2 separate regions of the Mus musculus genome follow, and region 1 is linked to region 2. A link is a loop called in an ENCODE intact Hi-C map of the cell type or tissue named here. Cell type or tissue: left cerebral cortex. All regions are shown on one strand.

Region 1 (8,000 bases), 650 kb before region 2:
ATGAAGAATCCAAGAGCTTGGCATTTTTTTCCTCATACCTGTTTACTAAATATCCAAGTATCTTGTGCTTGTGTTTTTGTGACAGTTGTCTTTAGGACCCTCGAGTGCACTCTATTCTTCTTGACATCAAACATAGGGAAAATGAGAAAGACTTGACCTTTGCACTTAAACAATCTTAAAAATAATATAATTTTTTTGGAAAAATCTTGTAATGCAATTTTTAAAAAAGTAGCACACAGGGCCGCTCACCTGGGTTCATATCTCCGGCACCACAGTAACAAACAGAAAAGCTGGCCAATTTTAAAAATGAAAGGACAGGCGTGGTGTGCATACTTGTGATCCTAGCACTGGGTAAGTAACAGGAGGATCTTTGGAGCTCACTGGCCTGTCTTTTTGAATCAGGGAGCTTGAGGTTAGCTGAGAGATCCTGTCTCAAAAATAAGGTGGGAAGTGGTAGAGGAAGACACCTGACATCAAGTATGGGCTTCCACATTTATATATACATATGTGCGAGACACACACACACACCCTGCCAAATTCTCCCATTATGGCATTTTCCTCCCATGAGAATCTAGTTTTTCTTCATTTTCTGCATTTAGTTAATCTTTGAACAGCATGTCTGACTAGGCTGAAGTCTTTTTGTAATATCCACTTAACTTGGTCTCGCTCAAGTAGATGAAAACAAAGCCCATAGAGAGCATGGTGCTGAAGCAGCCAACTTGGTTCTCTCATCTCTCCTTTTGCTGGGTTAGTAGTCCTGAACATGATCTGACCTTTACAAAGACAGAGTTCCCTCTATTCATCAAATAGAGCCTCCCCTGGCTCCCCCGAGTGCTCACTCTGTCCCGCTGCTTCCTTCTCCCATTTTCCAGCTTTTGGGCCCCATCCCGTGTCCATGTGTTCCCACCTGATGGTGAAAATGAAAGCCCAGGGCTTTCTGCCATCTTCCTCCTTTCCCTGCACCCTGCCTGAGGTGTCAGTTACATAACTATGCATCTTAAAACTCATTTTTCATCTTTCCAGCTCCGCTCCTCCTTCTCCCACTTCTCTTCCCCTCCATTAATTCAGCTCTTGTATTTTGTCATCCTGGGGTTTCTCCCCGTTAGCAATGGTGTCTTACTTGCTGTTCACATCTAACCCAGGCTTGGCCAAGATTTTGCTTAGGAGACTTTTCCTCATTGGGGATACCCCACAGCTCACTACAGTCAGGACCACGTTTAGGACTCAGATCTGATTACTTTCAGCCCTGTGCTCTTAATGTTGTCTTCTTCCGACTCTTCAGTTTGCAGAGCTTATCTGATGTCCTGACCCTGAGGGCTTCACAGTCATGTTCTGCCTTTCCTCAGAGCTTCAACATTTCTTTGGAAACACGCAGTTTCCCTTGTTAATTGAATTGAGGTGCAGAGCAGAGCAGAAGCACACTGCCTATTTGCTAATGATGCTTTGCCAAGTTCAGGAAGAAGGGGATGCTTTGAAAACACAGTAGTGTCTACTCAGGTATTTGCTGGAAGTATCTCTTCCTTGCCTTAGCCTACTTTTCTGTATGACTGTGATTTAATAAATGTTGGTCTATCTGCCAGCCTGAAGAGACAGACCTGCATGTTAGGTTCTTAGTGTGGGACACTGAGAATGGTGGATGGAATGCATGGAAGAGCTGATAGAGGCATCCGCCCTGGGTTCCAGCTGAGAGCACTGACGTCTGGGATCTCAGCCTCATTTTAGGGACTGAGCAGGGCAATACGGGGCAAGAGTTCTGGAGATGTTTCTACCTCATTCGGGCCAGGGGAGAGTTATGTTCCAAAGTGTGGGTAAGCTAGCATGGCCTCCTGGTCTCTGCATCCTGAAAGAGTGGCTTCCCTTGGCTCTACGTGCCCTGCTGTAGGCTGTCCCCAACTCCTTTGCCACCCGCAGCTTCCCCAGTTCATTTTCACTCTGTTTCTCACGCACCTGCATGCTCTGCTCTCCATTCTCCTGAATAATTCCTTTCTGCAAGGCTTCAGTCACTCTGAGAGCTTTGATAGTCACTATGTATTGTTTGGAGCCCTTTTCCTAAGGAACGGGCCTAATTACTCACTGGACACTATAACTGAATTTTCCTCTGAAATGAGACGTGGAGTCTCTTAACTGTTGACCTCTTCCCTTCCCAGTGTCATTTTAACAAACGACATTAAATTATACCCAGGCTTGATGACTCCCATTTAATAGGCACTAAATCTCGTAAATAATCCATGCCCAATAATACAGTGGACTGTGTGCTCCATTTGCTAAGCTCCTTCGCCCTGCCAGCGGTTTTAATCAGGGCTCAGAGGCACTATGTGCCCATGCTGTGGTGGATACATCCATTCCCCTCAAAGTGCTGCTTCTTTGTCTAAAACAGGGAGGTCTTGAACTATATGAATTCCTTCGATTCTGATCTATATCTCTATATAATATAGGCACACACACACAAACACACACACACACACACACACACACACACGATTTTAAAGATCACAGTCCCAAAGGGGGGACATATAAAGGTCCCCCTTATCCAATAGGCCAAAAGAGTTTTGCTTGGACTGTAACACAGCCCTCAGACCCAAACCTATGGCTAGCATATAATTCCCTGGACATTCCTGAGGGAGACAGGCCCTGCCCTTTGTTTTTGCCACCACAGCAGGGAAGGGTGCTAGCTGCCTGGGGGCGTGGCTCAACAGAGTGGGCCATTATTTTCCACAGTTGCCCTGCTTGTTCTACTGCTGCAGGGGCTGGTGCACAGATGGACACTCTCGGGTGTTTATTCCCTCTGAAAATTAACTAGAGGGCCAACAGTAACTCCTGTCCCTGTTCTGTCCTCACGACTGTCTGTCCCAGCAGACAGGGCAAGGAATTTAGTGAGGTTGCTCCTCAGGCCCCAGGGTTCCCTAAAGACCAAGGCCTCTTTAGTCCTTGATTTAGGAGCTTCATTGTAGGCCACCAAGGACAGCAATGAGATGCTAGGAGCTGATGGACTGAACATGTCCCTGAACTAGCATTGCCCTAAGTGTGAGTTGTTGCTGCTCTTAAGAGACAGCTGGGAGCCATACTCCTTATCTACTGAAATCATCCCTTGCCTCACATGGCACTGAAGTGGGGAGTTTGTATTTGATACTTCTAACCTTTTGTGTGTGTTTCTTTTATTGAGTGTCCCAATCCCATTGTCTTAGACTGAGAAGAGAGAGAGAGAGAGAGAGAGAGAGAGAGAGAGAGAGAGAGAGAGAGATCCAGTTGTACACATGACGATGCTCACTGACATTTCTGGTAAGAAGTTGGCAAAGACTCTTCAAGAGATGTTAAGATATCTACATGCTTTCTAACACAATCCAATCAGAATAGGAATTTGAAATTATCTCTACCCTCATCAGTCTGGCTGTGCCTTTTTATAGATATGGAAAGCCAGGCTTTCTGCAAATTAGCAATGTATTTTGGTCTCCTAATCCCATGCACTTTCCATTACTGTCAGCTTCCTAATTGCATGCGGATTTCCTTATTCTCTAGAGCCAAGGAACATCAACATTCAGCTAAAGATGCTGCTAAATTCTGAATAAATACAACAAGTCAGCAAGGAATCATGTGGGACCTTTTATTCCTAATTTCAGATGACGGCTTGCATTAAACTCTGGCTCCTGGCCACTGCAGTACATTGTGACCTTGAGGCACTGTGGGCACACTAGACATTGCCACCACCCAAAGCCTCATGCTGATCCTTGAGAAGAGAGGTGAGACTTTGTTGTTGCCATTGTTTGTTTATTTTCCATGTGGAACAAGGAAAGACTTTCCTAAGTTTTGTTTTGGTTAGTAGAGTTTGTTGTAGTCTGAAAAGCAGAAACTTCTTAGTGGGGGGACTGTGAAGGCTCCCATTTCCTCAGCTATTATCACATGGTGACTTAACAGTGAATTGTAACTATATTAATATTAAAAATTAAATCATTAGAATTCTGTTAAGCTAAAGTTTTGGGCAATGTGTTAGGTTTGGATCCATTGTAACTGGTTTCCATGGCTGAGTGTGCTCCCATGACTCTTCCCCCAACTCACATTCATCTGATCAGGAAACCAGGCAGTCACTGAGCCAACTTATCCAGAAACTCTTCTGGATATAGAGTAGTGAGTGTGAAAAATGTATAATCTCCTGTTGTCCTAGATCTTAAGTCAAAAGATGGGCAAGTAGAGATAATGATAGTAATGCTATAGAGAAAACACAAATTGAATGAGGCAGGAGAGAGTACCAGACAAGAGAATGTGTTTGTGCAAAGTGTGTTGTCAGGCTCTAAACTGGGCTTCCTAAGAGTTTGTTTTAACCGTGTCTTTGAAAAGTAGGTACTCAACTTTGTCTCCTGGAGAGTGGTGGCTGGGTTTAGTGACTTCTACAAAAAGGTAGAGGAAGGGTGATACTCACCTCTGGGAGCTAGCAGAGTAAAGGCACCATCTTTTACCTCTTTTCTTGGGGTTGTTTGCAGTAGGGCAAGTTAGCTATTCTGTTGTGAGGATACACAAGCAATTTATAAAGAGGCTCATGTGGCAATAATGGGGAACTCTTGCCAACCCCATGGAATGGAGCCATCCAGGAAACAGACACCCAGGTCCAGTCCAACTGTCAGATGCCTGAAGCTTTTGCCAACACCTTGAGCTTACCACAGTGGAATGAGGACCTGGACTGGGCCACCCAGGTAAGCTGACGCCAGGTCCCAGGGCTAAATAAAACTGAGACAATACACATTATTATTTCTGTTTGTTTAAAGCCACAGGTTTTCAGGATATGGTGTTCAATAGCAATAAATAACATATATGTCTGTGCAAAAGATACTAGTTAGCTGTTTAGAAATTGCCATGATGGGGTGCCCCACAGAGGAAATGTGAGGGATGTATCTTGGCTCATAATTTCAGATCTTATAGTTCATCATGGTGGTGAAGAGATGAGAAAGCAGCACCATGTGACAAGAGCCTGTGTCAGGACTCCTCATGTGGCGGCAGTCTAGGAAGCAGAGCGAGCAGCTGGAACCGGAAGCAGGTCAACCTTCAAATTCTGCCCGTGGGGCCCACCTCTACCAGGGAGGCCACTCACCTTAGAAGTTCCACAGCCTTTGAAAAACAGCTTTGAGCAAGGGTTCAAACACATGAACCTTTGGATCACATTTCACCTTGGAATCCTGGCAGAGAAGTTATATTTGGACAGTGGTTGTTAGGCAGAAACAAAGTAAAAAGTGGGAAGAGAGTTCGAAGTGGGAGAGAGGCGGCAAGATTACTGTGGGTGAAAACATGCTTGAACACTGGAGGCTTCCCAAGACCCATGCATTCGATGTAAACCAGCCTTTCCAAGGACAGCTAGCACCACACGCCCTGGGAAACACCTCACTGTACTGAAATGATCTCTCTAAGGAACATATATCTATTGCTTCAGTAACTTGATATTTCTCTAGAGTTAGAATTCAACTCATGGTAAGACAATTGACCTTTCCCAAAGAAATGCAAGGATACATAACTGAGTTCTACGCGGCAGACAGAAAGGCCTCCAACAACACATTTTAAACAGCCTGTTAAAATAAAATTCATACACATACAAATGCACAAACACACACACACACACATTTCAGTCACTTAAAGTCAACAATTTAGTGTCTTTTAAAAAATTCATAGGATAGTAAAAATAGCGACATAATCCAAGCATAGACTAATTTTGTTCCCACCCTCTCACAAAGCTCCCACAATTATCACTATTTGTTCTTGCCATCACTTCCACCCACAAGACCTAGGTAATCACTAATCTGCTTTCTGTTGCTATAGATTTCATAGACATGTTTTCATGTGTCCACTTTTGGATGGTGTCTTTGATGTGTTTACAAAAAGACAAAGAGAAGGGAGATATGTTCTATGGAGGTGTGGTGAAGGGTGCCTCAGTGGGGCCCGTGCCAAGGCATCCCTTCCCCCTGAGGGACCAGCCACAGGACAGTATAGTATAGAATAGAGTTTATTAAGGGCACGGGGAGGGGAGTTAACAGGGTAGTAGAGGCAGAGAAAGGTAGAGAGAGAGTAGATAAGTAGAAGAGTAGAGGAGTAGAGGCTGGCCATGAGCTTGTGGAGAGAGGGGAGTAAGGGGATGGAGGGGGGAGAAGGGAAGCAGAGAAAGAGCAAGAGAGAACACGAAAAAGAGCAAAGAGGGGGCAAGCAGCCCCTTTTATAGTGGGTCAGGCCTACCTGGTGTTGCCAGGGACTGAGGGGTGGAGCTTAGACCCAATGCTAACAGTCTTTCCTTTAGTATAATGCTTTAGGTTTTTCTCCATGGTGCACCATGTTCTAGAACTTCAGTCTATATTTTCAGGTATTGTTGACTTGTGTAGATACACCTTGTGGTCAGTTGTCCATCACTTGGTAAATGGCATGATGCTTTTTATTTTCTGGATATTGTGAGCACTGTTGCTATTAATGTGCCGGCACACATGTACATATGTGATGCAACTTCAGTTAAAGAAATCGAATCACTAGTTGATAAGGCAGCGTCCATGTTTAATAACTTGAAGGGGAATTTTAAATGCTGTCTTTTCTTCCAAGTGGCTTCGCCAGACCACATACCTGCTGGCAATACAGGAATATTCTAATTTCTCTATACATTTATCAGCACTTATGATTGTTAAGTGTCAAACCTGGGAGAAATGGCTGAGGTGTCTCTTTAACAGTTGTCACCCATCACCGAGTGGAGCCATTTCAGTGGTGTGGGTAATTTCTGGGTATGCCCTCCATTTGTATTTTCTTAATGACTAACAACACTGAACATTCTTCCATAAACTTAATTGACCATTTTTAGATTTCTATTTTTTTTTTTAGAACAATGCTTATTTACAGTCTTTGATGCTTAAAAGGTTTAAAAGGTTTTACATCTAAAGCGTTCTTTATATCTTCTGGGTAGAAGTTTTGATTAAATAGATGCTTACAACTATTTTCTACCATTACAAAGCTTGTATTTCCACTTTGTATGTTTGTGTTATTACTTGAGAACCAAAATTTCAATTTCATCCATATATAATATACATATATTTTTGTTACTTGTGCCTTCAAAGAAAATATGAAAGGAAATCATCAAAGAACATGTTGTTTTGAAGAAAAAAAAACCAAACCCCATGAATACTTCCTATGCTTTCTTCTCTGAGATTTTGTTAGTTCTTCTCGGAATCTTTCTGTGTTTGTAAATGCTTGTGTGTGTACCAGGGTGGGGGTGGGTGGGTGGGGCGCTGCTGGAGCAGAGCAAGGGGCTGTGAAGCAGAAGTTCAGCAGTGTTAGAAAGCAAGAAGGAGTAAACGCAGGTGCACAGCAGCACAAAGGGACAGAGGAACAAAGGAAAAGCAGCCATTCCGGTCAATGACTTCTCCCTCAAAAGGATGTTCCAGAACCCAAACTGGGCTAGAAGGCAAGCTGGTGCGGGGAATTCATTTGGTTTTTATTCTACCACAGGTCGTGAATTGTGCCCTTTCCTCAACCTCAGTCTTTCTCAACTGGCTGTTTCTTAAAGAAGCAGAGAGGGGAAGAGGTCCATAGCTCCAGGCTGTGAACTTCCAGAAATGTGAGTGTAAACAAGTGTTCATATAAACAAAAGTTTTACCAGTTAGTAGTGAGTAAGGTTACTTAGTCATTGTTCTATTGCTGTGAAGAGACACCATGACTACGGGAACTCTTATGAGGAAAACATTTAACTGGAGTTGGCTTACAGTTAAGAGATTTAGTCCATTATCAGCACAGCTGGGACTGGGCAGAGTGCAGGCAGACAATGGTGGCGAGGAAACGGAGAGTTCTACAGGAATAGAGAGACCCTGGGCCCTTCTTGAGCTTTTTGAAACCCTAAGCCCACCCCCAGGGACACACTTCCTCTGATAAGGCCACACCCACCCTAAGAAGGCCACACCTCCTCCTAGTGCTACTCCCTGGTACCCAAGCCTTCAAATCTCTGAACCTATAGGGACTATTGCTATTCAAACCACCACATTAGGGGAGAT
Region 2 (8,000 bases):
ATAAAATATTTTTTTAAAAAGACAAAAGAAACTCTACATAGAAATGAGAGAGATGTTTGCTTTTTTTACATAATGAATTAAATCTTACCACTTGACACTGAAGGACACTGAGCAACTGCAATATTTTTTAGAATTGATCAATATTTTTACTTTACAATTGTAAATGCTGAGAACACCACGCCATAGAAATTCATGATAAAAAGTATGTTTACAGCCATTTCAGAAACTGTTGGAAATTCTGTCCTAATCCCAACCCAAAGTCACTTAACAGTTTTTTAAAGGCAATGCAAGCCAAAAAACTCAGTCATCTTTAAAATAAAACATTCTAACACAACACAACCCAGATATACACTTCATTTGATGAGGAGGAAACATGATAGGAAAATATTAAAAGTCTTTGTTCTCCACAATTAAACCATTATGCTTCTGTAAGAGAAGAAAACTGTGTGTACAGTAAAGTCAACTTAATGCGTAATGCACAAAAGTCTCAGATCTGAGCCGATGTGTTTCATGCAGTGTGCACTGGTGTGTGTGCCAATACGGTATGTTCAGTATGAAGTTGGCGTGCTGTAGATTCAGAAGAGCTGTGGTAAAGTCCCGTGATGCAATGCGTGATGAGTACCACCAGACGCACGTTGGATTTGTTACACGTTTGACTGTGAGTTACTTTTTAATCGTTGCACTTTTGAAAACCTTTTACTATCGCCACGTTTCCCACAGGCCTCACATTCAGTTCCACGACACCATGTGTGCAGGGACACGACTCACGTTGAAGAAAGAGTTCCTGGATGCATTCTTTGGAAGTTACACAAGGATGTGCATTTCTGTTTCATTTTTTTAAGTGGTTTTGAAGACTGAACGCACCTTAGATCACTTTGGACGATCACCTTCTAATCTCACTATAGAAGAACATTTTCCCCTAACAAAACATCAAAGCCAGGTCCACTCCCCACTGAGATAGCAGGGAAAGAGCCCACGTGACCGCGGCGGGAGTCAGGTTGTAAAAATGCTGGTTCTATTTCTCTCATGACTGAAGGAATTTCCCTGTAGGAATTTTGACTATACCCAAATTTCACTTTGCAAACTGGCTTTAAAACTAATCACGGTGAAACCAGGTCGTGGGAGTGTACACCTTTGATTGCAGCACTTAGGAGCCGGAGGCAGGTAGATCTCTGAATTCAAGGGCACCCTGGTCTATGGAGAGAGTTTCGGGACAGCCAGGGCTATACAGAGAAACCCTGTCTGGAAAAACAAAACAATGCCGGACGTGGTGGTGCACGCCTTTAATCCCAGCACTCGGGAGGCAGAGACAGGCGGATTTCTGAGCCTGGTCTACAGAGTGAGTTCCAGGACAGCCAGGGCTACACAAAGAAACCCTGTCTCGAAAAACAAAACAACAACAACAACAAAAACCTAACCACTGTGTAAGGCAGGACTCCAGTACTGGTTAGGGAGTAACCGAAGGATTAAATAATGGATCAGTACATCAACATGTGTACTCAAAAACTTTACACTGTAACAGTTAAATTGCAATCACAAATATTGATACATATTTTCCAGCAAGACCTCAGCCTAATACCAACCAACATATTAATTAGTATTGTCACTTGTTTTGTAGGGATGGGAGCGTTGGTTGACTTTATTTGCATTTTTGATGGATTTGACAGTGCTTTGACTGTAAGACTATGGTGCACTCCGAGTTAAGCGCACTGACTTTACTGTACCCATGCAGTCTTCTCTTACAGAACTGAAATGATTTCATTATGAAAAAAACCCAAAACAATATTTTCCTACAGTCTTTCCTCAGCATCAAATGAGGAAATAACACAATCTTCAGATTGTATTGTGCTAGAATGTTTGATTTTTTTTTTTTAATGGCTGAGTTGTTGACTTGAGTTTCCTTTAAAAGTTGTTAAGTGAATTTTGGTTGGGGATTAAGACGTTGCATATTTGTGCATATTTAGAGTGTATACGATTTTAAGGCTAACAATAAGAGTCAGAATTGATTTTATTTAAAGACTTATTTCTATTTTCATTACAGTGGATGGGGGTGCATATGTTTGTGATGTCTGAAGAGGCCAGAAGAGGGCGCTTGACCCCCTGGAGCTGGAGTTGTCAGACATGAGTGCTAGAAATCCAACCTAGACCCCTGTAAGAGCAGCTCGTGCTGCTAACTGCTGAGACATCTCCCCAAGCCCCAGATTTTATGTTTAAGACTCCAAAATCTGTTATCTTGTAACCATTTTCTAATAACTAAAAGGAAGGCAGCCTGAGGAAGGTCTTCTCCTGCTTCACATAAATTCGCCCACACTCCCTCTCCCCGCTGAACTATGATGAAACCTGTCCTCCACAAGGCTCTGTGGTTTTTATTTGGCCTTTCCATAGTTCACGCTCATTAAACCCGTTTCAAGCAGTTAACCCTCTGTCTCTCTCCTCTTACTCCATTTCCCTACCCACTTCTCTCTCTCCTCCAGAGCCGGACCTCCCCATCCTGTCTTCGAAGTCACAACGGATCACTTTTCCTTGTTAATCTCATTTTCCAAAGTGAACGGGGCTTCTGAGCTGCCCGTTGTAGAAACAAGCCAGGTCCCGTGGTCTGAGAGACAGGGGGGCTGCAGGCCCAAACTGTCTCTGTGGAGTTCTGCTTAGCCCCCTCTCTGCCTGGATTGGCTCCAGCAACTCCTAAGCATTAATCCGTAAAACCATGGATGCATATACTGCTCACATAGGGACACAAATCACTCTGAGTCACGGCTGGCTTCTGCTCTTTTATAAAACAGTCCGCCTCGGGGGTCAATTTCAACTCCGGTTAAGTTGCCCGCTGCAGCGAGCCTCACTTATAAAACTTGAACTTTAAAGCAGCACGTGGTTTGACGCTAGAAGTCATCCTCCTTTCTATAAGAAATGTCATATAAAACCTACGAATCCACTGTGCAAAGGAACCCAGAGCTATCTGAGGAGAGAGCCTGCCTCTGCCAGAAGACTACCGGAGAGGGTGGAGCCCGTGAGCCCCTGCAACACCGTGTTATTCTTGAGAAAGTCCCGAGCCACGATGGCAAGAGGTTCTGAGCAGACAGCTATGTGTTTGGACTGCGTGAAATAGATGAATTAACATCTTAGAACTCGTAGTAAAGGGAGACGATAGTGTGCTTTTTAATGAAGACCACCACCGAGAAGTTTTAGGGCTTGTACTGATGAACGAAACGTCACCATATTCCAAGCTGGAGGAACCTGTCTTCAGGGTAAATCTTGAGGGGCTGCTAGAAGGACATTTAGTAACTCAGGCATGTGTGTTGCTAACACCAGAAAGAGTGGGCAGGCTTGACAGCATGAAAGTGAGCCCAAAGGGTGCAGGCACACAAGGATGCCCCTCTGCAAGGCTATGTCTCTCCCATGCACCTAACCCCATTGTTAAAGCTCTTCGTTCGTTCGTTCATTTGCCTCTCCTCTGCTTCTTCTTCCTCTTCCTGCATGAAAGGAGGTAGAGGCATGATTTCAGTGATGTATCTGTTCTGCCACCTAGCCTTCAGTGATGACACTACACCACAGCAGTCCTGAGCTGCTCCCTACCCTGCCTGGCTCTATCCTGCTCAACTTCTTTTACTGTAGAAGGACTTGAAGACTGGGTGCCTGTTTTTAAAAGTACCAGAGTGTAGGATCCAGATAAGACAGTGGCATTAGTCTTCCTGATGGGTCTTGGTCTCTCTGTATGCATGTATCTGGTGGGGAAAAAGTCAATGACCAGATCTTGAAAGTGGAACCAATGATGAATAAACCTCTCTTAGACAATAGTTAACTTGCTTTCCCCAACCCTGTTATCAGGAACCATCCTTGCCCTAGAAATCATTCCAAAATCTTGGAGAAACAGCTGGCTTATGGAGGTCTGGTAAGCTTCCTGAACGAAAGCCCTTTGAATGTTGTTCAGACAAACAGCACAAATCTTTCATTCTCTTGTAGTTCTTGAAGCTTGGTCCTGGTCATCACTTAATTCTTGTCAAAGCAAATAAAAGAGTGATCTCAGGGGAGACAGAGCATGGTAGATGACATTTAACTTCAAACATCACTAAGAAGATTGTGTCCAAAGGCTTATCAGAGCTCAGCTATCCACACACAGGTACGTTCCTGGCAGCAAAGCTAAGCCAGCCATTAAGGAGGTCTCTGAGAGTGCGACCAGATTTCAGTGTGTCCAGAATAAGTTAGTCATCTCAGTGAAACTCTGTTGATATTAAGTCCCCCCCCCTCCCATCTTCTGAAGAGTCCAGGGCTTTTCGAATAGAGGGCAGAGAGAATGGACTCATGGGAAGCCCTTATGCCCCAACACCCAGCACGCTTGTCACTGAACATCACATATAGACTGTTGAGCATAAAATTCACCTCTCCAGTCACTGATAAAAATCGCTACAGACGATCCCAGGGTTCAAAGGAGGTTTCGTGTGTGCTCTCAAGAGCCTACCCTGTGACCCTGAAGAGCAGTGCCCGTCTCTCGGTTCCTTCTGCTCTTTTGGAAGTGGAGCTCATCATGGTTGTTTAATATAGAAAGTCATTCACTGATCTCTCCCCATGACCCCACCATCACCCTTCGAGGACCAATTTCCCACTCTCTCACTTCTCTTCTCCCTGCCCACCTCTCTTCTCTATGAGCCCTCTCCTTCTCTTACTGGTCCTTACACACTGTACTTAGCCACAAGAAGTCAGCTAGAACAAAATTTACTTCTAGAGGCTATATTTTGAGAGTACTGGGCAACTCTTGAGAAACCGGACAGAAGAACCACCCTAGATTTCTCGTTTCAAATGCTACACCAGGGTGAGCTGAGCCCATCCCCACACCATGCCCCTTTCTAACACTCTTCCCTCCTGAAGTTAACTTAAATAAGAAAATAACACTTGATCTCTTCCCCTTCTAAAATAATGCAACCCAGTTTCTAATGTTAAGTTGCTCCCTGCTTTCCCAAGCCCTCCAACAGCAGAGACAGGCTCTTGGAACCAACCAACCCTCCTGCCTTTTTGGGGGGTGTGGGGGTACATTGGTGCACACAGCTCTTCTTCCCTCTGCTAGCCACCAACACAATAAAACTGCCCTGGCAATGGGTGTAAAAGGACACCTTTAAGATTTGGTCCTGTCTTAAAATGTGCCTATTGGCAGAGAACCGAGAATCTGGATCAGAATCTGGGAGTGTGAACAGCGCCCGGGGAGATGCTCCCAAATGGAGCCAGCAAGGGAAATATTTTCTCAATATTGCAGTCCTCCAGCAAGAATTCTTATCATAGATAAGGGTGCAGTCTAGTGGCAAAATTCATGAAATGCAGCCCCTTTTTCTAAAAGAACAGAGCAAGGGAAGAAGAGAGTTGGAGAAAGGGCAAAAGCCCTGCCCCCAAGAACTCCCCAGAGACCATCACTTGATCATGTCTTTTCTTACCTGTGGTGGGCAGTCTACAGACCACCTATCATGTCAAATTAATTTTTAAAACAAACAAAAAAAGCTAAAGCCATCATATTCCTTCTTTCAAAAATTAGGTTTTCTTTCATTTTCCTAAGGGAAGAATGGTCCCTAGTGCTGACTAGCGATCTGGGGCTTCCTGTGGCATGGTGAGGATTTCTCACGTGCAGGCTCCAGGATGCTACCTTGGTACATATTAACCCTTAAACAAGGTCTCCTGCAGCGAGGTACCTGCTCACTCCAGGATCTGCCTACCCCACAGAAATGCCTCATTGTCAACCCAAGAAGGTTATCACTTTATCCTACCTTCCTTCCATTTAAAAGGACATTTAAGGTGTCCATGAGGACACCAGATAAAACTGACAACCCACAGCATTTCCTCCAGGGTCTCAGTCACTACTCCCAACAAAGCTGGGGAGGGGGGTGGGGTGGAGGGCGTTATCCCTTCTTGAAAGTGCACATAGCACGCTCACACTCAGAGAGAGAGAGAGAGAGAGAGAGAGAGAGAGAGAGAGAGAGAGAGAGAGAGAGATTCCCTGGTCATCTATATAGGTGAAGGAAAATGACCACTGGCTTTAACTAAAATCAGTACCCCACCAGAACAATAATGACAAGCCCTTGCCATAATCCCTCTGCCCCTTTTAATGGGGGAGGGGTCTACACACGCGCCCGCACTCCTTTTCTCTTTAAATTTATCTCAATGCCCCTCACCAGCTACTGTACACTACTTGTCCTCCAAACACAAACACACAGACAGACAAACCTTCAGTGGTCTCTTAGACACTTTTTTTTCTAAAGTTGGAAAGGACTTCTTGGGCAGGGTATACACGGCTAATAAGAAAATGTGACTCCTAACAGCCAGTGTCCGGGCTAGTTGTCGGAAAACAGACTCGCTCCATTGTATTCACCCAGCTTCTGAAGAGTACTGCCATCCACTCCTCCCTCCACCTTCTCCCTACTCTCCTCTGTAGCTCGCCTGTCTTCGCCCCCCCCCCAAAGCCCTTTCCGTACATTCCGTGAGGAGGAGGGCTCTGTGTAGGGAGCGAAGGGGAGCCCCCGTGTCTAGAAGGCCTCTCTTCCCCACCCCCACCCCGTGTGAGTTTGCGCTGCAAAGCTCCTTGGCATCCTTGCATGGGTTGGGTGTTGGGGAGCTCAAATTGCAGCTACAACTGGCTGGCAGCCAGGGGCCGTCTATTTAAAAGCGCCTGCTCGACCAGAGCCCGCAGTCTCTTTGGAAACTTCTAAAAGAGCTAGGAAAGAGCTGCAAAGCTGTTTGGGCTTTTTTCCCCCTTTTTGTTCCTTTTTGTTACCCCCCCCCTCGGTCTGCACCCTTCTCCGGACTTCACGCAGAACCTGCGGGTTTCGAAGAGGTGGTGACAGAGCAGGTGTTGGGGTCCAGGTTTGGTGAGGTCTGGGTTTTTGCCCTTTTTCCCCCCTCGATTTCAACATTTTCCCGATCTTGTTGTCAGCCGCCGACGCCTCTTACCTGTTCTGCGGCAGCAGCGCAGCTGGCCGCTGAGACCGAGCGGAGTGGGGTTGCGTTTTAGATTTTAAGCAAAGGGGGGAAAATTAAGCCCAATCCATTTTTTTCTTCACCTCCTCCCTTTTCAAGGCCTCCAAGCTAATTATTTCTGTTGCTTTGGAGTGAGCAATTCTGTGGTTCTCTCCACCACCACCCCCAATTCTGACCCGATCCCGCCTGGGGGTTTCTACGGTCTCCGCTCGCTCTGCGTGCACCTGGCGCGCCTCTTTTTTTCACCCCCAACCTGTTGCAAGTCTTTAATCCTCGCAATTGGGACTTGCGTGCAGGCATCTGAATCCTCCTTGCCTCATATTTTGCAAGTGTTTGGGGGAGAGCACCTGCTCTACCTGCAAGAGATTTAAAAGGAAAAAAATCTCCAGGCTCCCTCTTTCTCCACACACTCTCGCTCTCCTGCCCCGCCCCGAGGTAAAGCCAGACTCCGAGAAAATGGTGATCAGCGTGGTCCTCCTGCTGCTGGCCGCCTATGCCGTACCGGCTCAAGGCCTGGGTTCTTTCGTGCACTGTGAACCCTGCGACGAGAAAGCTCTGTCCATGTGTCCCCCCAGCCCTCTGGGCTGTGAGCTGGTCAAAGAGCCCGGCTGTGGCTGCTGCATGACTTGCGCCCTGGCGGAGGGACAGTCGTGTGGCGTCTACACGGAGCGCTGCGCCCAGGGTTTGCGCTGCCTCCCCCGGCAGGATGAGGAGAAGCCGCTGCACGCCCTGCTGCACGGCCGCGGGGTTTGCCTCAACGAAAAGAGCTACGGCGAGCAAACCAAGATAGGTGAGCGCTACTGGGGTTTCAGTTGCACGGCACAGGAGCTGGGGAGGGAGGCACCTTGGATGGGTGGGGACCGGGGACCGATTGGGAACCCGCGCGCTTTGCGCGCGCAGCAAGTGGCTTAGACCCTAGTAGCTCCTGAGAGTAGATGGGGTGGGTCCTTGCACCTCACACTTGAATCCCTGGCAGAGCAAGCTATCCTAGGCGGCTGTCTAACCGTCTCTACCAGTTTACACTTCATCTCCACCCCAACCCGACCCTC

The links. A loop is a pair of places that touch in the nucleus more often than their neighbours do. Peaks named below come from ENCODE experiments on the same cell type or tissue, not always from the same donor. Only the 100,000 strongest peaks of a DNase experiment are listed, where the experiment ranks them.
Region 1: it touches region 2 in a loop (2.4-fold over the local background); 2 of 42 quality-filtered maps call a loop at or near these places.

Annotation. Positions count from the first base shown.
Region 1 is chr1:73,525,410-73,533,409 of GRCm38, reverse strand. It overlaps C530043A13Rik (a long non-coding RNA gene), which reads left to right and starts at 3,445. Exons shown (of 4, transcript XR_373514.2): 1 at 3,445-3,737; 2 at 7,462-7,570. In left cerebral cortex, no CTCF peak of the experiment used is centred here; a DNase peak (open chromatin) is centred at 3,445.
Region 2 is chr1:72,873,547-72,881,546 of GRCm38, reverse strand. Igfbp5 (insulin-like growth factor binding protein 5) reads left to right here and starts at 6,682. Exons shown (of 4, transcript NM_010518.2): 1 at 6,682-7,741. The coding sequence starts at 7,408. In left cerebral cortex, CTCF peaks have their summits at 2,075 (motif pointing right), 3,540, 5,279 and 7,606; DNase peaks (open chromatin) are centred at 3,525, 5,249, 6,600, 7,667 and 1 more place; H3K4me3 peaks cover 2,357 bases; H3K27ac peaks cover 1,249 bases.